Linked DNA regions of Mus musculus: region 2 is linked to region 1. The links are chromatin loops, found by intact Hi-C in ENCODE. Cell type or tissue: gastrocnemius. All regions are shown on one strand. Each heading gives the region's core, and the rest is flanking DNA. Links, peaks and the distances in the headings are about the cores only.

Region 1 (11,295 bases), core at 1,200-9,199:
AGAGCTTACCTTTCAATATTTCCAAGATATATATGAGATCTAGAACTGACAAACTATGTATTATCAATAAATACATCTTAACTTTTTCAAATTTTTAAGTGAAACAATATTTACTTAAAGACTACCTAAGTGTCTTCAGCACATTTAGATATGAAAGAAAGCAATCTCTAATCAGTTTTGTTTATAAACAGCTATCTTGTCATCCCACTGTCAAGAAATAGATTTGTAAACAGAGAGTTTTGCAGACACCTATCAACAAGTAGGAAGACTCCAAGGCATGTTAGGACCAGCAGAGCAAATTTCCGTTACTACCCCAGCCCGCTGTCCTCTTGGAATGTACTCAAAACCCATTCTTTGGAGACGAAGAAAGTAGCTCTGTTGGCAGAGTACTTGTCTAGCAAGCCTGAAGCCCTGGGTTCTATCCCCAACACCTCCTAAGTTATGTGTGGTAGGTAGCACACCAGTATTCCTAGCACCTGGGAAGTAGAGACAGGAGGATCCAAAGTTCAAGGTCATCCTTGATTATATTTAGTTCTAGTTGAGACCAGCCTAGGTTACATGAGGATATTTCAAAAAGAATAAAAGAAAGTCACTATACAAAATACAATGTTGGAAAGTACCTAGTAATTTCTGGTAAAGCTATTATACTTGAATTGACACAGTGGCCAACAAGTGCAATCTGTCTATCATTGAAAGCCATTAACTAGAGCTCTCTCAACCTGGGAAAGTGACTCACCTTTAGAATCTCAGCATCTAGGAGACTAAAAGGTGAGAGTTTGGGGCTAGCTTGGACTTTATAAGGAGCATGAGGCCAACCTGGGCCAGTGTGAAACCCTAGCTTATAAAACAAAAACAACAGGGCCAAGGAGAGGGGTAAGAGCCCTGGCTGTTCAGCCTGGGGATCCAAGTTCTGTCCCCAGAACCTGAGTAAAGAGGGCAGCCTCGGTGGCACACAGTGTAACCCCAGTAAAAGATGAGAGGCAATGACAGAAGACTCACCCAGAAGCTTACAAGTCAGCCACCCTGGTGTACACAGTGCAATAGAAACCACAGGAAGAAATCAATGCTCAAAGTTGTCTTCTGACCTCCACACAACCCATACCTCAAGAGCCCCTGAGCCCAGCTCTCAGGACTTCCCTTTTCTTTGTGGCTGGTCATTTATATAATCATTTTTAATTTATAATGATCTCTCAGATATACTATGTTCAAGTCTGAAATTCAAGTTAAAGGTCTAAAATCAGGGCTAGGGACATGGCTAACATATAGAATACACTCCTGTCTAGCTACACACAAGACTCTGTCTGATTCAATTCCTCACATCGCCTCCCTTAAAATAAAAACTGCTTCAAGGACAACACATACTGAATCATGAGTAATGAAAAGCACTTCAATATGTTAAACAATTTGGTGATAAATTCCTCTAGAGCAGATGCTTCACTGCTCCTTTAGAGCAGAGAACAGTTAATGAAGATATCTGTCCAAAGTCATAGCTAGTAACTATACTTACTGAGACTGATTTCATCCATCTATTTAAGTTCTCATACAGTTAAAAATAGTAAAATGTGTTTCTCCAGTTAATAGTAAAAACCATAAAAGAAAAACTGAATTCACAAAAGTATTACTCTTATTTTCTGTATCTTCAATGTTGAATATTTGCCAAAGTATGTAATAACAGTGCATGCTTATCTGTCTCCGTGAGAAATGCACAGGACTATTTCAAGTACTAGTCAGAATGTGGTGGACGGACATGTCTAAACATGGGAGACTTTTGTCTAAAATAATGTTAGCATTATAGTTCTGAAGCCCTAAACTGGTACAACCTCAATGGTGAAGTTAATAGGCCAGGGGCCGGAGACGGCTCAACAGTTAAGAGCATTTGCTGCTCTTGCAGAGGAACCAGGTTCAGTTCCCAACTCTCCTCTCAGCTCACAACCACCATCCAGTTCCAGGGGATCCAATGCCCTTTTCTGGCTTCCAAAAGTACCAGGCACAAGTGGTATATATAACATACATGCACACAAAACACTCACACACAAAATAAAAATAATTTATTTTAAAAAGTTAATGTGACAGTTAATTGTGTTAACTTAAGTAGCCTCTTTATTCAGTCTGCTTTAATCGCTTAGTAAATGCCCACTCGGTAATATATAGCCCTGGCTGACACTGAACTCAGAGATTCTCGTGCCTTTGTCTCACAAGTACTGAGATTAAAGGTGTGCATCACAAATGGCATCAACCTCTATCTATAAAATGTTCATCCAACATTGTATTTTCAAACGCCCACCACGTTCCTCACTTCAGATGTATGTCTTATCCTGCCATAACAGAAGCACCTCTCCTCCACTGACTACTGGACTCAATTCTCTGAACTCGTGTGTGTGTGTGTGTGTGTGTGTGTGCGTGCGTGTGTGCACACGCGCGCACGCGAGCGCATGTGCGAACAACAAGTGCATTTCCCTGGCTTACAGATGAGAGAGGAGTTCGGTGATGCAGGGCTGTAAATTGATACTTAGGAGGCACAGGTAGAAGGATCGGGAGTCCAAGGCTCACCTTGGTTTAATGCCTTGAACACCATGCTAATGCTGTCTTTAACACTGATAATAGTGGGTGCGTATTGGCACATACCTTTAGTTTCAGCTCTCAGAAGCAGAGTCAGGCAGAACTCTAGAGAGTTTGAGGCCAGCCAGGGCTGTTACACAAAGAAACCTTGTCTCAAGAGGGAAAAAATGTTGATGAAATGGAAATCAAATGCAAATTAATTTGTAGTTAAAATGAAAGAGCTCTACATCCAAATGGTGAAAACAACACAACCTTAGACGGAATACAGTCTGGACAAGGCAAACTATAGCAGACACTTAGTCAAAACTACTGTTATTCCAAGCAAAATCAAGTACAAAGGGGGAAAGGGATTACAGAACTGTGCCCCAGCTCAGGCCGACAGTGTTCCAGGTCAGCAGGATACACAAGTCAAAAGGAAGGCTTACTGCCCACCAAGGGACTGGTGGCCTGCAGAGGCCCTTTGCCAAAGTTCACTGTGGCATGCTGGTCTTGCTCTTGACCAATGGACATTATCCTACAAGTTAGGACAATGATGCAGAATCCTAAGTTTTAGGTTTAAGAAAAACGAAACAAAATAACTAATATAAATAAGAAGGCTAAGATTTATAAACATGCTGAGTGGTGTAGGCCAGCCTGGTCTACAGAATGAGTTCTAGAACAGCCAGGGCCAAACAGAGAAACCCTGTCTCAAAAAAATAAAAAAATGTATAAACATAAAAAAAAAATTATAAGCACGCACATGCCAGCACTCAGAAGCTGAGGCAGGCTGCTTGCTGGATTGGAGGACAACCTCGTATACATAAAGAAACCCTGTCTCAAAAAAAAAAAAAAAGTAAAAAAAGAAATGCACACACACACACACACACACACACAAGTCTTTAATCCCAGCACTCAGGAAGCAGGTGTATAGCTGTGAGTTCAAGGTCAGCCTGGTCTATATAATGAGTTCGAGGATAGCCAGGGACCCTGTCTCCAAAAGTTAAAATTAAAAAAAAATTAAAAAGATGTGTGTGTGTGTGTTGTGTGTGTAAATCCTGCCCTGTTTAAATGCAGACTAAGAGTAGCCCCTAGCTCTCAGCATTCAGGATGCAGAGCACTATTTCTTGAGATCCGATCTGGTACCTGCAAAGTAACCAAAAGACAAAAGGATCCTGTAGTTTTGAGCAGAAAAGCCGAGGCTCCGACTTCAGCACAACGAGACTCACTTGTTGCCAGACTTAACTGCGATTATCACCGTGAGCACTTTAGCTCACCTTAGGGCTCTTTATCTCCTCCAGCTCGACAGCACACAGAAACCCAAAGCACTCTCACAGAGCAGCTCTGGCTGGCCTGCAACTCACTCTACCTGCCAGGGCGGCTCAAACTGTGGAGGACTTGCAGGGCCACACACAGTCTGTCTCCAGCACCTATGATCTTCACTGGATTCCCTGAGCAGTCTGACTCCAGCTCTCCCCACACACAGGCCAGTCTGTCCACATCCCACCACCACACCTTTCTCATTCCAGGTTCTCTGCAAGTTCTGGAAAGGCACGTTCCTCCTCTCACTTCAAGGCCTTGACAAACTCTGTTCCCTCAACCTGGAATGTCCTTTTCACTCCTGCCTGCTCACCCCCTTTTCACACCAACCTCTTCTCAGTCATATCCTCAACAAAGCCTTCTTTGAATCTTCCACAAAAGTCATATTCCTGGGAAACATCTCTGTACTGCTCCATTACTCCTTCGGAGTAGATTTTACACACACACACACACACACACATTTATGTATATGTGTGTATATATATGTATATATGTAGATGTATATATATATGTGTGTGTGTGTGTATACATATATATATAGAGAGAGAGAGAGAGAGAGAGAGGGAGAGAGAGAGAGAGACAAGTGGTCTCACTATTTATTTAGCTTTGGTTGGCTCTGCCTCCTAAGTGCTAGGACTAAAGGTTAGTGCTCTATCACACGCCAAATGCACGACTATTAAAACCTATCTCCTCTGAATCTGTCTGGAAGCTCTGACAGCAGAGTCCCTGTCTGCTTCCTAAACCTTAGCACTCCCATAGTATCAGCCATAGAGCATGCAGTATATGAACAAGTATCACCAGACTTCAAAACTATTTCCCACTTTTCCACAATGCAGCCTACTACAAAAGCCTGGCCTTTGGCACCCCTAAATCATGTCTTCTTCTCTCATCAGGCCCTCAAATAACGAGGCTTTCACTGAGTAAAAAGTTCTCCTCTGTTGCCTCCAATCCCACCGACTTGCCAAGACCCAAACTCAAGTTTTCTTTCCTCCAGGATACTTTTCTCCTCCTTCTGTTTTTACCAGTTCTATACAACCTCATCTTTCCCCTGTGACTTATCTTCCCACCATCAATGTGAACTTTTAGGGCTGGGCTATTCACACCCGACCATTTCATTCCCGGGGCACCACTAAGTACAGAGTAGACAATTTTCCCCCTGATAACATTTTTCCTCTGAAAAGAACACAAGCTTCCCTCTTATGCCTCATAGGTGATTCAATCTGCCTTATAAGAGACTCTGTCCACCAGTTCCTTTTCGGGGATGTTGTTTAACCTCCCCCAACCCCAATCTAGTGAAATGTTTTTAAGCTGCCTGTATTCCTGTTTCATCCACTGCCTACAATGACCCCCGTGTCCTCTGTGACCGCCCCCTGCCTGCAGTGGGCACCCCTTCCGCCCTGAAAACTGTAATCCCTTCTATTCACATACAGGCGTAAACACCCAGTGGAGACTGCACACACACGCCGGTGAACCCTGAGCCTCACCTGAGGCATTCTGTCACTGTCCACCTTCTCACAAGTGACCAGGACTCGCTGGGATTCCCACCCAAGAAGGACCCGAATGTACAACACTTCTCCCTTCTGCCACTGAGTTCCCCGTCTGGGCCCCTTCCCCCTCCTTCTTCTTCCAAAGACACCAACCCTAGGCCCTGAGATGCGGAGAGCCCGCACCCAGGCCGGTTGCAGGTCCGACGCCACAGTCTAGGCCCCCGCGCCGCCCCCATCCTTCCCCGGCGGCCACTGCAGCGTCAGCTCCCCGCAGGGCTATCGCTCACTGACCCGAGGTGTCTCAGGAGGCGGCGGCGGCGACAGGTGCGGAGGCAGGAAGCCTGGTAGACGTTAACCGCTCAGCGCTCCATCCCTCCCGGACCTAAGCTCCGGCCTTTCGGCTTCCTCGACCCCTGCGCCCAGAGCAAGTCACGTGCCAGCCGGAGCAGTCAGCTGACCGCGGCGCACGCCGCTCCGCCTACGCGCGCGCACCACTGCGCGCAATCACGATGCGGCCAGGCCTCCGGAGAAGGCGGGGCTGAGAGAGCGCGCAGAGCGGGCTTCCGGGTGGGCGGAGCTTGCCGCTCCTCCAGATGCACCTGCGGTGGTTGGCCAGCCACCAGAAAATTCCCGCCCACCCTAAAATTACCCACAGGTTTCAGCCATTCAGACTCCCCCAAGCTCCTGCACTGACTTCTGCACTGCAAGTTTTGACAGTCCAGGTTTCGGGGAAATTTTTTCTAATAATCCACTTCAGTAGTTTCATATTTTTCATCCAATCTGGTATCACTTCGTTCCATAAAGTGATAAAGTGTTCAGGTTTAGTTACTCAGCACCAAACATTGTTAATTAGTTTTTTAGAATTAGCTAGTGGAGTGACCCCCTTGCCAGGAACTCCAAACTGTCTGGTTTAGGGGTACCAAAATGGATACAGGAAGTCAAGAAAGGTTTATGGACAGGGAAAAACCATCAGCCTTGGGTTCCAGAAAAATAGATATCAACCTACTCTCACAAACCGTGCACATCTCATTGGTTGAGAAGTTAGGTGGTGCATATCTCAGCATTTTAGGTTGCATAGAGGATTGGGGACTTGTCTATTTTAATCGTTTTTAGATTTACAGCTTAGCAAAGTGAAGCTCCAGAGGTTATGGTTCTGTTTGCACAATGTGTGGGCACTCCTGGCTGTTCTTACTAGCAAGCGGAATAATAGATTTCCATTGTCAACCTGACTGGCTTTAGAATTGCTAGGAGACAAACCTCTTGGAGGGAGTTTCCAGCCAGGTTTAATGTAGGACATTCACCTCGAATATGGGCAGCAGCATCTTGAATGATAGGAACCAACACAGAATGTTTTTTTTTTTTTTTTCGAGGCTTAGAGAGATGGCTCTGAGGTTAAGAACACATACTGCTCTCACAGAGGATCTGAATTCCTTACTGGCACCCACCTGGAGTGCCTTGTGACTCCAGCTACCTCCAGGAGATCCGATTGGCTTCATCTGGCCTCCTGCAGAACCTGTAATCATATGCACTCCCAGGAAGACAAAACACTCATACACATAAATACAAATAAAATTAATCTTTTAAAAATGATAAATAGGATTAGAGAGAGAAGGTTCAACAGGTAATGGGGCACTAACCACCAAGACTGATGGCCTGAATTGTATCCCCAGAACCACAAAGTGTATTCTGCAAGATAGCCTCCCATCTCCACATGCAAGCTGTAGTACCCACAAATAAATAAATGTAATAAAATTGTCAAATAAATAATCTTTTTTTAAAGGAGAAAGCTAAGCATCAACATTCATTGCTCTCTGCTTCCTGACTACCAATACAATGTAACCAGGGCTCTCAGACTCCTGCCTTCAGAGCTACAATTACTCTCACCACCTTGCTGAACTGTGAGCCAAAAGAAACCCTTCTGTATTCATTGCTTTCCTATTGCTGTGATAAAACACATTCCAGTCCATTACCATCACAGCAGGGAAGTGTGGCAGTAGACAGACATAGCAATCATAATAGCTGAGAGCTCACAAATCAAATAACAAGCAGGAAGCAGAAAGCAAAGGAAAAAAACGGTATGAGTCTTTGCCCCTTACAGTGACATACTTCCTCCAGCAAGGCCACAGCCCCTAAATTTCCTCAAACAGTCCCACCAAACAGGGACCAAGTATTCAAATTCCTAAGGCTGTGTAGGATGCCTCGTTCACCAAACCACAGCTTCCTTCCTTGTTTTTGTCGATTATTTTGTAGCAACAAAAAAAAAAAAAAGGCAATACACAAAATTGTTAGCAAGGAACGGGTTCTTCAGTCTAATAAACCTGTTTCTTAAGTCTTTGAAATTGGTTTGCAGGATCTGTGTGTGAGAGTTTGGCGCTGTGGCCTAGAGCAGCTCTGGAATGCTTTATGGATAGTTTAGTGAGTCATAGTGAGTGGGATCCCGAAGACCAGAATGCCCACAGGAATAAAGGAAATCTGGACTCACTAGGTTTTCGATGGGAACAATGATTTAACTGGGAATCAGACTAGAAGTCCTTTGTATCCGATTCTGGAAAAGAACTTGGCTGCATTCTAGCTCTGTCCTGAAATTTTGTTTCAAATTTTAAGGTTCAGGTCAAAGTGATGGACTAAGTTATTTGGCAAGGGATTTCATGACAGTATAACATCCAGCCTGTAGAATGGTTACTGCTTGCTGAATTTAGCTTTGAATCAGGAAGAAGAAATCTATGAAATAAGCAGTTTGATTGAAGGATCTTGAACACACTTAAAACAACAGATAAGGTAGATGGAGAGAAAGCAGGCATTCCATTGATACCTCATTTACAGAAATACAAATTGAAGGAACTCTGGCCAACCCGACCATGGCGACCATGGCGACCAAGGTGAGTGTGACTCTGACAGACCTTGCCCTTATCCCCAATTCCCTCTGCCTTGCTAAAATCTATTAGATTACATTCTTGAAGCCAGCCACTACGGTCTATTTCCTATTTGGCCAATTCCTCCTCCAGAGGCTGACTACCAAGGTCCAGCAGAGCTTCTGAAGTATTGAAATCCAGCAATCAAAAGCCCCCTTTGACTCACCTAGTTAGCATGCCCAATTAAAATTAAACATCTCACCCTAACATGGGGTTTTCCTTTTTGCCTTTATAAACTGCCATTTTCCTATGGGCCACATCTATCTTCTCTCTATCCAGAGGAAGTCTTTTGTGCCCCCATCCTCTGGGACAAATATCCCTTTCCCTTCTCCCTCATCTGCTATCGCCTGCCTTTGTCTCTTATTACCTGCTTTCTCCTAGCACAAATAACTCATCTTTGTGCTAAGAACTTGGTTGCGGGGTGCCCTGAGCTGCTACTGATCACTTCATAAGTACAGTGAAAAGGAGAAAACCCAAGAAGAGTATTGCTGAAGGAGCCTTTCTTCAAAAACAACTGCCTTCAAAAACAAGATGGCTCAGTGTTTAAGAGGATGTTTTGCTCTCGCAGGGGACTAGAGTTCAGTTCGCAGCACCTACAGGCAGCTCACAGCCTCTTCCAGTTTCAGGAGTTTCAGTGACCTCTTCTGGTCTCCTGGGACTTGTTTGTGAGGTATTGTCTTGATTAATGATTGCCGTGGGAGGGCTTAGCCAATGTAGTCAGTGCCACCCGTAGGTAGGTAGTTCTGGATGGTATAAGAAAGCAAACTGAGCAAGCTGTAAAGAGCAAGCCAGCACACAGAGTTCCTCCAAGATCTGTGCTTCAGTTCCTGCCACCAAGTTCTTGCTTGAAAACTTGGCTTTGCTTTCTTCCATGATGGACTGTAGCTGTAAAATGAAATAAGCCATTTCTTCCTCAAGTTGATTGGGGTCAAGTTGGACAAGTAGACAGTGTACTTAATATAAATTATGGAAGCAAATGCCTGTCAAAACATTATTGGCATAGCTGGTTCTTGGTAGGAAGGGATATTAGGATACTCTGATTATCAAGACCTGAACACAGTGAACCTGGGCTTGTAAGGGGAGGAGAGCTGCTTTTCCTTTCTTACAGGGGCTGGGAAGGGCCACAGACTAATACAATGAGTCAAGTAGGCCTCTGCTACTTGCTAATGTTTATGGGGCTCAATTTAGCCATCTATAAATCCCAATTGGCTTATACAGCAGATTCTGTAAGATGATGTGAATAATGCAGTTAACTAAGCACCTGGCTTCATTTGTCTCCTCAAAAAATGCTGGTCGTAATGTCATGGTGACTTTCATAAAAAGAATTGAAATACAAAGAAAAGATTGAATCTCAAAAAGGCAGTAACCGAGTTCCAGAGGCACCTGGCCAGACAGGCAGACAGATGGTGACTCTGAGCCACAGTGTGGTGAGCTAGCTATGTAGGTTCAGGCATTTGAGACACGGTGAGCCCTGAGCCTCAGAGACTTTAGGGAGTTTGTTGTCACTGTTGTTTTTCTTAAAGTTGGTTTTTTTGTTTGTTTTGTTTTGGTTTTTGGTTTTTCAAGACAGGGTTTCTCTGTATAGCCCTGGCTGTCCTGGAACTCACTTTGTAGGCCAGGCTGGCCTCAAACTCAGAAATCTGCCTGCCTCTGCCTCCCAAGTGCTGGGATTGAAGGTGTGCGCCACCACGCCTGGCTTTTTGTTAAAGTTTTTGTTTTGCTGTTGAGACAAAGTCTTAGGGTGTAGCCAAGTTGACTCTGTTGCCCACAGTAACCTAGAACTTGCAACCTCTCAGCCTCCTGAATGCTATGATTGCAGGAATACACCACCACACATCTGGCTTAAATTTCCTAACAAATAAAGGGTGAGGGGAGCAGGTCATGGTGGTGCATACTTCTAATCCTAGCTTTTGGGAGGCAGAGATGGTCAGATCTCTGCGATTTCTAGGTCAGCCTGGTCTACACAGCAAGTTCCTAGACCAGGTGAAGATACACAGTGAACACTGTCTTAAAAGGGGGTGTGGTGGGCAAAATGGATAACAGGGTAAAAGTACTTGCCACCAAGCTTGATAACCCATTTTTAACTGCCCGGATCCCATGGTGCAAGGAGAAAACTGACTCCCTCGAGTCTTCCTCTGATCTCCGCTGCACACATGCGTGCACACATGCACACACATGCACACATGCATGATGAGAGTACACATGCACAAAGCAAGTAAGTAAATATAAATTTTAAAAACTTTTAATTTTAGCTCTTACTTATATCAGCTAGGCGAGGCGGCTCATACCTGTAATCCCAGCACTAGGAGACTGAGGCAGGAGGATTGCTTGAGTTTGAGAGTAGCTCTAACTATATATCGAGGCCCTATCGGAAAAAAACTAAAACCTAAATAATAAATAATTACATAGGTAGGTAGGTAGATAGATAGATAGATAGATAGATAGATAGATAGATAGATAGATAGATAGATAGATGAATAAAATGTCACACCTAGGTACCCTGACACTTGTCTTCTTTTGTAGCACTTGGGAGGCTGAGGCAGAAGGATCACAAGTTTTAAGCCAGCCTCGGCTGCTATGTGACTCTGTCTCAAAAAAAAAAAAAAAAAAAAAAGGAAACCGCTGGGCTTAGTGATGGAGCTACTATAAAGGCTAAGGCAGGAAGAATAGGATTTCAAGACCTGCCAAGGCTACAGAGAAAGTTCAAGGCCAACCTAGGCAACTTAGTGAGATACTGATTAAATATATAATAAAAGGTGAAACAAATGTCTGACTCTGGATATAGATAGCTCTGTAGCAGAGCATCTTCACAGGTCCTGGATGATTCAACCCTCAGCACACAAAACAAACAAACAAGTCTTTGCAACATCAAAAGATAAATTGCCAGGCGTTTAGTTTGTTGACTCACAAATGTTTTAAGAAGTAAGTGTTCTATACATAGAGCTATTATCTTTTTTGTTTTGTTTTGTTTTGTTTTTGTTTTGCTTTTTGTAATTGTTGTTTATTTGTTTGAGGCAGGAAGTCATATTATAACATAGGCA
Region 2 (11,295 bases), core at 1,291-9,290, 380 kb after region 1:
GGCTCCTAACACAAGTGAGGACCACAGGAGGTGAGAACCACAGGAAGTGTGGGGGAGGATGCAGACAGCAGCAGATCCTCAGCTACTCCGTCCTACCCTCAACTGCTCCTTCTGGCCTCGGTATGTGTCTAACTCTCCTGGCTCCGATTTTTGCCTTTAAGGACAAATGGCAGAATTCCCTGGAAGACAAAGGCTCCACACTCGGGAGTGACTCAAGTCCTAAGCCCCTGGCCAAAAGCTGGGGCTTCCTCCATGCTGGAGTGAAGAGGTGTTGATGGTTTTTGGTTTTCTTTTCTTTTCTTTTTTTCTGAGTTTCCATTTTGTGGGGCATTGTTCCACTTTGTCTGCAGGCCTTTTTCAGCAACTGTGTAACAAATGCTCTTTAAAGACAGCCAGCAGTGGCGGCACCCAGACTGCCCTGCAGGGCTGGGCCAGTGTGCAGACACCCTGGGTGGTCGTTGCAGCTGTAACTACCGGGTCAACAGCCACTGAGGAAGAAAACCGGGTGGAAACTTGACCTTGGCCCCCAGCTACTCCACTAGTCTGGTTTTGCTGCTTTAGTGCTTAACCTGCCCAGGGGCTACATCTGGGATTAGAGTCTGCAGGCAGGGTTTTGGGTCAGGGCTCAGCCCTGAACTCCCAGGGGAAGAACGTTTCATTCCTGGTTCATTCTCCACTGCTTTGAAGGTTGAAAGCAAACTACTACCCCGCTTCTGAATCCAGCCTGGGTTTCCTCTTAGCTCATCCTGAACAAACTGTTTGACTGCCTGGAGGAAACGCCATGTTGTTTTTTCTCAAAGATGAAGTGGACACTACACTAATATTTACTCAGACAACTTTGTTTAAAGGATGGCTCAATGTGCATTTGAGTTGTATTGCAGAGCCAGGTGCTCAATAAACGTTAACTACAAGAGAAGGTGTGGCTGTACTCACCTGTGTTCACACTGGGCGGGGCACGGAGAACAGCAAGCAGTCTCAAGTCCGATGCTGACCCAAGCTATAGCAGATTCTAAGCTACTATGTGAGTACTTGTCTCAAAAAACATAAACAAACAAACACACATAAATTAATGTTAGCTTATGTTATCTCTTAAAATATTATATTTAATGGGGCTAGAGAAATGGCTCAGCGGGTTAAGAACACATACTACTGATCCTGTGGGGCTCTTGGGCATCCGGGATTCCAGTCCCAGGAGATAAGACCTTCTTCCAACAGACATGCAGACAAAACATTCATACACACAAAATAAAAATAAATCGAAGTATATAGTAAGTAAAACCATCAACATCATCACCACTGTGGTGTGTGTGTGTGTGTGTGTGTATGTATGTGTGTGTGCGTGTGTGTGTGTGTGCGTGTGGTGTGTGTGTGCACGTGTGTGGTGTGTGCGCGTGTGGTGTGTGTGTGTGCGTGTATGTGTGTGTGCATGTGGTGTGTGTGTGCGTGTGTGTGTGTGTGTGTGCATGTTGTTAGGTTTGCACAGTTAGGTGCCAAGTGCCTTTGCGTGCTGAGCCATGTGCCCACCCAGTACGTACTCTCTTACCACCTCCCTCCCCATCATGCTGCCCTTCCGGTGTGTAGAAACTCATGTTACCTCTGTCTGGAAATCGCTCCTTCCTCTCCACTGTCCTCCCATAATCTTGCCCGTTGTCCATTTCAGACTTATTCTGAAACCAGCCAGAAAAAGCCTGAGTGGGGGCTGGTGAGAGGGCTCAGTGATTAGGAGCACCGACTGCTCTTCCAAAGGTCCTGAGTTCAAATCCCAGCAACCACATGGTGGCTCACAACCATCCGTAACTCGATCTGAATCCCTCTTCTGGTGTGTCTGAAGACAGCTACAGTATACTTACATATAATAAATGAATGAATGAATGAATGAATGAATGAATATTAAAAAAAAGAAAAGAAAAGAGAAGAGAAGGAAAGAAAAGGAAAAAGAAAAGAAAAGAAAAGAAAAAAAAAGAAAAAGTCTGAGTAAACTTGTGAGGGCTGCCAAGTAAAGAACAACAGACTTGCTCCTCCAGTCACTGACAGAATGGTGTGAAAGAGCAGAAAGACTCCAGGGAGACTTGCTGGCCTGATCTCCTCCATATTAGCTAATGGGCAAAGCTGCCTGTCTGTACTCATGGATGCACACTGTCTGTCTGTACTCACAGATACACACTGTCTGTCTGTACTCAAAGGTGCATCCTGTCTGTATTCACATGTTCACACTGTCTGTACTCACGGGCACACTGTCTGTATTCACATGTTCATCCTGTCTGTATTCACATGTTCACACTGTACTCACGGGCACACACTGTCTGCACTCCCGGGGACACACTGAGAGTGTGCTGGCGCTTTGTCACCAGTATGACTGAGGTGGCCTTTTTCAGAGGACAAACAGGGCCTGTCCAACCCTCACCCTAGGTGACCCTTGCGTTCACCAGCCAGTTCTCCTGCAGCAGAAGCCACAGTCCCACTGCTGTCCCAGGGGACCCTTGGAAACCAGTTAGCACAGAACACCTTTGCTTTAGGGACTTGGTGGTTTTAGGCAAGAACACAGAGAGAGAAACTGAAATGCATTCTGTGAAAAACATTGACATTGGATTTTGCATTCACTCTGTTACACACTGCATTCCCCTCACTGGTTCCATGTCCAAAGCACTCACACATAAAGTGAACCTTTGAGAGACTGAAGCCCCTGAATTTTAGAATCTCAAGTTCTGGATACAGTCAGTTCCCTGTGGATGCAGGAGCAACTGTTCATGTACAGGATGACAATACAGAGGTTCTAGGCAATAGGATGGTTAGTGATTTGTTTTTAATCTCATACAGTATTTCCTTGGATCTTCAATGTTGTGTGTACTCATGAACATTTATAATCAGAAGCAAGCTGCAAGTTGATTTTCAGGAGAATGTCACTGAGCAGAAGAGAGACGCCCTAGAGTGTCTCAGACCACACATGAAGGAAGACACTGCAGAGTAGGCTGTCCACTGTCGGGACTCATACCTTCCCACACCATCTTCTGTGTGGGCTTTAGCCAAAGCCACGTGGGTTCCCCTTCATGGTCCATAATTGTTCTCGTGATACCCCCCCTCAACTCAAGGAACACCGCCCTGAGAAACAGGCTGCAGGACCCGTACAGGCTCGGAGAGAGGCAGGGAGCACAGGAAATAGAAGTGCCCTGCACCGCCTGGGTACAGTAAAAGGCAGGGCCGTTTAGATCCTGAGCTTTGGCAACCGAATGGTGCTGTCATCCAAGCTGGACCGTGGCAGTAAACAGACTGCTTTCATCAGAGGCCTGAGGTACTTTTTGTCTAAGGCACCTTGGGTATGAGAAAGGAACAGTCAAGCTTGAATGGGCTGAAAGGCAGGAGGACTGTGGTGAATAAATGACAGTGTGTGTTGGCTTGTGACAAGGTCTCATGCAGCTCAGGTTAGTCTCAAATTCATTCTGTAGCTGAGGGAAACTTTGAACTTCTGATCTTCCTGCCTGTCCCGAGTGCTGGGACCACATCTGAATTTATGTGTTGCTGGGGATCAAACCCAGGACGCATGTCAGGAAAGCAATCTGCCAACTGAGCTACATCTCCAGCTTTCGAAAGTGGTTTTTAAAAGATGTCAAAGGCCTGGGCTGCTGCCCAGTGGTAGAGTGCTAACACGGTGAGGGCTCTGGGCCCTGGGTTTGATCTTCCCTCCCGCACTGAAAAACACCTCCCAAGACACCTAAAAACAAAAGTAGGGCAAAATCTAAAATTAGTGTGAGTGGAGTAAGAATATGCCCAGCTATACATGAGGCCCTGAGTCCCCTTAAGAGCCCTGAGAGGAAAGCTAGCACAATACAGAAAAGAGAAGGAAGGAAGGAAGGAAGGAAGGAAGGAAGGAAGGAAGGAAGGAAGGAAGGAAGAAGTCAGCATGAGAGGATGCCAGCAACCTGCCAGACAGTGGGCTCAGGGCCTTAGTTATGCCTTTTATTTTGGTGGGTTGGTCACTCCTAAGAGGATCTCCTGTGTAGTTTGGGTGACAGGCTTGAGAGATGTCAGGGGTGACAGGCATGCTTTTCCTGACAGCTTCCACTTTGTCAGCTGAAAAATAAAATCCCTCCTTTTTGCCGACCACAGAAGCTGATGAGGCCTGCAGAGTGTGAGCACTGCTCTGGTCAGTCCATGGATTGCTGGGGAAGGTTATGGGGGTGGGCTTTGAAGATGCCTTCAGGAGGGGTCTTTAGGCCTGTCACGCTTGAGGATCTTTTCCCAGGTGCATGCAAAGTCTGGGCAGAGGCATCCATTCAGACTGTGGTCCTGGTGTAAATTCTGCCCCTTGGCCTTGTAACCTCGAACCCTTCTTCTGCCTTGCTCCACTGTCATTGTGGCAATGATACCTTATATGTCTGTGCAAGGCCATAGCGGGGTGAAATGACATGACAGAAATAAGGGAAATGAAAGCAAGCTGAAAACTAACCCATGAATTTTGAGTCAAGGATCATTCAGATTTCTGGGAAGTTTCCCAGGTCAGTATTCTGGGAGACTGGGCAAATGTTTAATGGAAACTTAGGAAGGGAAGATCAAATGTGGGTGGGGACAAGAACAGGGAGAAACCTCGATGACACACTTGAACCAACCCTGGGAGGGGCCAAGTCACTTCTGACGAGGCTTACTTGATGGCTGCCTGTGGTGGTGCAAAGGTTAAACTGCCAAGGTTCAGTGACCTCCCTTGGCCTGTTTCTTGGCTCTAGCCTCCTGGTGAGAAAGGAAGCAGCTGGTGACAAGTCTGAAGTCAGCATCTACCCTGAGCAGATTCCAGTCCCAAGTGCCAAGTTGTATTGGTCTGGCTGTCTGGAAGAGAGGGGCATCTACTGCCTGGTGGTCTTGGTGGGCTGTGTGCAAACATCCAGATAGCACAGGTATGGCAGAGCCTGCCTGGGAAGATGGCGGGTCCCAAGCAAAAGTGCCAGGGGACCTGATCAGCGGCAGCGAGTTGGAGTCCTTCAGGAAGCTCTGCTATGTGGGCTCTCCTCGCTACAAATATAGTGGTATTCATTAATAGTGCGTGCAAGGCCAACCTGGCTACATTTCAAGAACTGGCTCACCCCACCCTGTCAAATCATTTTGAATAGCCTGGCATAGAAGCACAGACCTACAACCCAACACTTAGGAAGTGAGGCGCAGGATCAGGAGTTCAAAGCCATTCTTTGATATATGGGGAGTTTGAGGCCAGCCTGGTCTATATGAGAATCTTCCTAAAAAACAATAACAACAGCAAAGAAACAACAACATTGAACCACAGTGAGACACGGTGGTACATGTCTGTAATTCTAGCACCTAGGAAACAGAGGCAGGAGGATTAGGAACGCAAGACCAAGCATCCCCACAGAGCGGAGAGGAGAGAGAGCTGGTATCATTTTAAAAACCACTTCATGGAGCCCAGGCTGGCCTTGAACTTCTAATCCCCCTACATTTACCTACCACATGCAGGTTCATGTGGTGCTGTGACCTAACCCAGGGTTCTATGTGTGCCAGCCAAGAGTTCTACCAACTACATTCTATCTCCGGCCCTTAAATTGGTAATGATACCCCCACCTTATTCAGGTTAGTACTATTCACAGTAACCAAAAGGTGAAGCAGTCTGAAAGTCCATCAAAAAGAAATTATAAGTGACAGTGGCAAGGGCTGGTGAGATGGTTCACAGGGCAGAAGCCTGGTCACCTGAGGCTAGGCCCCTGGAATCACTGCCACTGTGGGAAGACTGACTTCCAGAGCTGACTTCATTTGCATGTACATACACGTGCACACCCCCCCAGAGGCATGCTTCCACTCACAGATTCACGAATATATCACATATACACACAATAACAATAACCAAGACAAACCTTTTAAATAAAAAACATGGCATATAAACATGTGATGTTATTCAGCCTTCAGAAGGAAGGGACTTGTGACACATGGTACGGCATGGGTAAAGCATCATGTTACCCCAGGTGACATAAACCCACAGTCTGATCCCACGTCTATAGGATGCCACCAGTGGATGAGTTCACTGAGAAAAAAAGTGGGCCACTACCGGGAACCATGAGGAAGGGAAAGGGTGGCCAGGTAGCTCTGCTGGTAGGATGTTTGTGGTGACATACACAGGCCCTGAGTTCAATTCTCAGAACCAGAAGAGAAAAAATAAAGAGAGGAGAAAGGAGACCTGATGTTAAATCAAAATGAACGTTAGTACAGAAACTGGAAGAATGGAAATGGAGAGTTGGAGAGATGGCTCAGTGGTTAAGAGCACCAACTGCTCTGCCAGAGGTCCTGAGTTCAATCCTAGCAACCACATGGTTGCTCACTACCATATAATGGTATCCAATGCCCTCTTCTGGTATGTCTGAAAAGAGCAATGGTATACTCATATACATTAAATAAATAAATAAATAAATAAGTAAATAAATATTAAAAAAAAAACAAAGCTTGAGAGGTGGAAATGAGATATATTTTTTAAAAGTGGAAATGGATAGTGGGTAGTCTCAGTTCCCAATGGATGAACATGAGGCTGCAGAGACTGCGCACTCAAAAGTGGTTACGCCAGGCATGGTGTGTACAACACTGGGGGGTTAAGACAATTTGGAGTTCAAAGCCTGAGTAATGTGAGCTCTTGTCTCAAAATAAAACAAAGCCCCAAACCACCAAACACCTAATGAATAACTGAATTTTAAAAAGTTAACATGGTAGCATTTGTACTGTGGTTATTTCACTCTAAAATTTAAAGAATGAAAGCAAAATAAGAGCCTGGGTGTGTGAAAGCATCAGCACAGAGCAGTCCCCCCTTAAAGGAAACACGGGGTTTCCACAGCGCAGCTCCCGGGAGACTCCACAGAGGCCACCGTAGATGCTTCCTGGAGCTGAGGGCCTCGGGTTCCAACCTCCATTCACAGGGAAGAGAAAATGAGCACTGAAAATGAGCAGGAAAAATTTGTGGTTTTTTTCTACCGGTGTATGCCTTCTTCCTACAGCTGCTCAAAAACTCTAATAATTACCAAAGACCCCAAGTTTCCACCAGCTTGACAGGGCCGCAAGCCTGTCATGGTCACTGAGACTCTGGCAGTAGGACCGAAGATGTCATCTTGCTGAAATCAAGGAGACACCCATCAGCAGCTGTGGGGCTCAGTGTCCCCTCTCCTTCTGAGGACCAGAGAGCTAGGACATCATCTTCCCTTCTGGTCCACCCATCTGGTTGTGACAGAAAACACCAATGTTTGAGCCCAATGTGGTGGATGGAAGGTATTTCTTTGAGCCTCCCTCCATGCCTGCTGAGTGCTATGAATCTGACCCCGAGTCCACACAAGCCAGGCAAGGGCTCTATTTCTGAGCTGCTTGTTTTAAAACAAAATCTCAATTTGTTTGATTTTTAATAATGAAGACTTAAGAGCCCAATGCTGGGGTGAAAGCCTGTTAACTCAGAGAGACAGAGAAAGCACCCAGCTGACCTTCCTCCACAGCCGACATTCCAAAAGGAAAGCTCTTCTTCTCCATGCCATCTCCAAAACCCTCAGACTGAGTGTCCCTCCACTCTACTTCCTGTGCATCACTGAGTGTCCCTCCACTCTACTTCCTGTGCGTCTCTCTATCCAGCCTCCTGACCTCTTCTTACTCTGTTTTCTTTTTGTTATGTCCACTCCCTGTCAACAGGTTGCTTGCTCTGCCTCTTGGCTTATGACTGACTTTGTTTAATCTTGTTTACAATAAACAGAAAGCTCTTGAATTAAAGGTGTATTCTAAGGCTGAGCCACACCACAGCCAGAAACAGGTTTTTCCGGTAAACTATACAATCTTGGAGTTCACACTGTGATCAGCTATCCTGCAACAACTGTCCCATAGGCTGCCAGTCATAGGCATCTATGTCACAGCTACCAGTCAGACACATGAGCACCCTGAAAGTGTCTGTCAGTGATCAGAGAGCCAAATGATGCAGGAATGGTGTCCCAACCACTAAGCTCTGAGATCTTGGAGCAAAGCCCTCTACTGCGAGAGGATATCTTCCCCAGAAGTGAGGCAAGACAGAGATCATGGTCGGACAGTCGTCAGACTCCTGGAGAGGACACAGCACTATTCACTATTCTTTCCTTCTTGAGCTACGTCCGAAGTAAAATGGCCACTCAAGATTTCACTTCCCCCCAAAGACTACATGCTTAAATCTCTGTCCTGTGGGCAGCTGGTTTTGCTGCTGTTGTTTATAATTCACACGTCAGCGAGTCGGGGTGCTTGTGGGTCATGGAATGATCCAGCAGCACCCTTAAGAGAGGCTACCTGTTATGGTTTGAATCTTAAAAGTCCCTTAAGGTTTTGTATTTAAGGTTCGGCCCCCAGATGACAGAGCTACTGGGAGGCAGTAGAACCTTCAGGGAGTGGGGCCTATTGTAAAGAAGCCAGTGGTGGGTGGGTGAGTGTGCATATATTGGATGTGGATGTTTGTGTGCATGCATTAGGATGTGTGTGTACGTGTGTGTATGTATGTGTGTGTGTGTGTACGTGTGTGTGTGTGTATGTGTGTATGTGTGTGTGTGTGTGCGCGCGCGCGCGCATATGTGCATACATTAGAGTGTGAGGAGTGTGTGTGTTTGGAGGGGGTGTCCCCTTCTTTCATGTCACAACAAGGTGAGCAGGTTTCTCCAACTGTGGTCCCTGCCACAGTGTTCTGCCCTGCCACAGACTGGAAGAGGTGATCCTGAGTGGCCAGAGTGGAATGTTCTAAAATGAAGCGCAAGTCTCCCATTCCTTGAGTTACTTTTCTTTGTGTCACAGGGTCAGGAAGCTGAGCATTGGGAAACCATGGGTTTTCAGCAGATTCTGTCACCGTGCTGCACCCACAGGTGAAAGGGCATCTCTCCCGGTGAGTGGAAGCCCTGGTAATTGTTTCTCCCAAGTTCCCCAGGGGTTTTCAGTGTGCAAATGGGGTTGAGGGCCACCACCACTGCAGCTTCCAGGTGACAGCTGGTGTCCTTGCCACTGGAATTGGTGCTCCGTCTTATTTAGAGAGAGCATCTATGTTCTTATGCACACTATCATGTCACTGCAGCTGAATGGCTCCCGTGACTCCCGTTCCACAGTCAGAATAGCAGTTTGATGTGGTTCACATTCCAGGCCAAAATTCACAGACAGAGGCTTCCAATCAGCAGAGAGGCAGATAGTGGTGCACGTCCTGGGGAAGTGGCCATGCTTAAGCTCCGAAGTGTCATCTGTGTCAGAAAGGAACTTCAGTGAGTAGCCAAGGCAGAGGCATTCTGTTCTGTTTTGTCTAATTGTTTTGTGACAGCGTCTTGCTATGCAACTCAAGCAGGCCTTGAACACCCCATCTGCCTGTCTCAGCCTCCTGAGTGCTAGGATTATGACCATGCACCATTATACGATGAAATTTAAAAGTGACAGTTTTTTCTAACCGGGCTAGCTCCCAAATAATCGAGTCGGAAACCTACTGATTTATTCAACACGTTTTAAGAACAATAACTGAGCAGATATTCCTAACCCTCTACGCTCTCTAGCTACTTGCCAGCCTCTCGCTCTGAGTAACTTGTGTTTAGTCTCTCCTTGGCTCACTCCGCTGTAGCTGTCTGTGCTCATGGAGAACTCCCTTGATGGCTCCTTCTCATGCCTGACCTCACGGCCAATCTTCTTCCCTTTTTTTCCATCTCATGGTCCTGCTTTTTGACCTCCACCTGCCTCATGGCCAAATCCTTCTCCTGGCTCCTCTCCCTCACCGGGATCAGAAGTTCAGCCTTTCTATCTCCTCTGCCCCGTCACTGGCTGTTCAGCCTTCTTATTAATCAATCAGTGATAATTGGGGAACTTTCTTTACATCACACTGATACAGGGGAGTCTTCAATATCCATTACAGCGCCTGTGTCTAGACTGTAACTAGATGTCCTGCCCCGGAATCAGCATCTGGATACACAGAGCATAAGACCAACCCACAACATACCACCAGGCTCGGATCAGAGGCACTGTTATTTTAAGAGCTTTACCATGTAAGGTCGGCCAAAGGTGCAACTCGGCAGCTTCCATGATACAGACACTGCCTGTATGCTTAGTTTGGGTGGCAATAAATACTCAAGTCTTGCTGGGCTTAAGCTCTAATGTCATCTCATAGTGTAAGTACCCAGAATCTCTTAGTGTTTTTGTCATTCAATAAGAATTTACTTATGTCATCTATACATAATATAATCTCTACATAAGCATACACAAACACACACACACACTTTGGTCCTTCATGTTTTTTCTAAGACATTGTTCATATAAGTTGTCAGCTTATAGGCCATGGCACTAGAATTCCCCCAGGGACCTAGCAACTGCTTACATCATCACCTGCCACCATACCTCCAGGTACAGGTGATGCACCAAGTGGTTTATAAAAAGCACTGCTTGCTACCCCTGCTCTTTGTCCCTCTGTCTTTCTGACTCTCTCTTTTTCTTTCTCTGTCTCTTTGTTCCCATCTGTTCCTAGTTGTTCTCTCTCTCTCTCTCTCTCTCTCTCTCTCTCTCTCTCTCTCTCTCTCTCTCTCTCTCTCTCTCTCTCTCCGTGTGTGTGTGTGTGTGTGTGTGTGTGTGTGTGTCCTCCTCTGTCCCCTCTTCTCTGCCCTCCTGGCTCTGCTCCTGTCTGTCTGCCTCTGCTCCTGTCTGTCTGCCTCTGCCCCTTCTTCAGGTCCTCATGCCCTTCCCTCCCCCAGAGAAACTTCCTTATACCAGGTTTGTCTTCACATCCTTTGCTTTGGGGTTTTGTTTTGCTGTTGGGAATCGAGCCACCACTCCACCTATCTGTATTTGTTTAATGAGTGTCAAGTAGTAAAAAGACTAGAGCGTGGCAGTATCCAGGTGCAGTGTCCCAGCTCTCTAACACCCAGCCTGTCACATGATGCTTTCTTGGAAGCTTTTGAGCATCCCAAATGGTCAAGGAGTCTCAGTGGTAGGAAGTCTCTCAAACGCAGTATGAGCAATGTTTAACTTTCCAGTCTCCAAATGAGCAGATAGCTGAAGGGTGTGTTCAGCTGTTGACTTGTGTGTCTGGGGAAACAGCCTGGGGCAGAGAACTTCAGTTGTGAATCTTGTCCTCCAACAGTCCCAGAAGGCCCTTCAGCACTGTGCCAGTCCTAGGGTATCCATTAGACTGCTCTTCTCTTCCTTTTGATAAGAACTTTCACTAGGGCAGTGTGGTTCTCAACCTGTGGGTTGTGACGCCTTTGAGAGGTGAATGGTCTCTTCATGGGGTCACCTAAGACTATCAGAAAACACAGATATTTACATTATGATTCATATAACAGTAGCAAATTACAGTTATAA

What was found. Hi-C counts contacts between places; a loop is a spot of excess contacts. Peaks named below come from ENCODE experiments on the same cell type or tissue, not always from the same donor. Only the 100,000 strongest peaks of a DNase experiment are listed, where the experiment ranks them.
Region 2: a loop joins it to region 1, with 2.4 times the contacts of the local background. A loop is called at or near these places in 6 of 42 quality-filtered maps.

What each region holds. Positions count from the first base shown.
Region 1 is chr15:38,656,422-38,667,716 of GRCm38, reverse strand. It overlaps Atp6v1c1 (ATPase, H+ transporting, lysosomal V1 subunit C1), which reads right to left and starts at 5,813. Exons shown (of 13, transcript NM_025494.3): 1 at 5,634-5,813. In gastrocnemius, for the core only: no CTCF peak of the experiment used is centred there; a DNase peak (open chromatin) is centred at 5,851; H3K4me3 peaks cover 1,940 bases; H3K27ac peaks cover 1,564 bases.
Region 2 is chr15:38,271,584-38,282,878 of GRCm38, reverse strand. No RefSeq gene overlaps it. Among named protein-coding and RNA genes, the nearest start is that of Gm35248, 22 kb to the left of the region's middle. In gastrocnemius, for the core only: no CTCF peak of the experiment used is centred there; a DNase peak (open chromatin) is centred at 4,734; H3K27ac peaks cover 1,346 bases.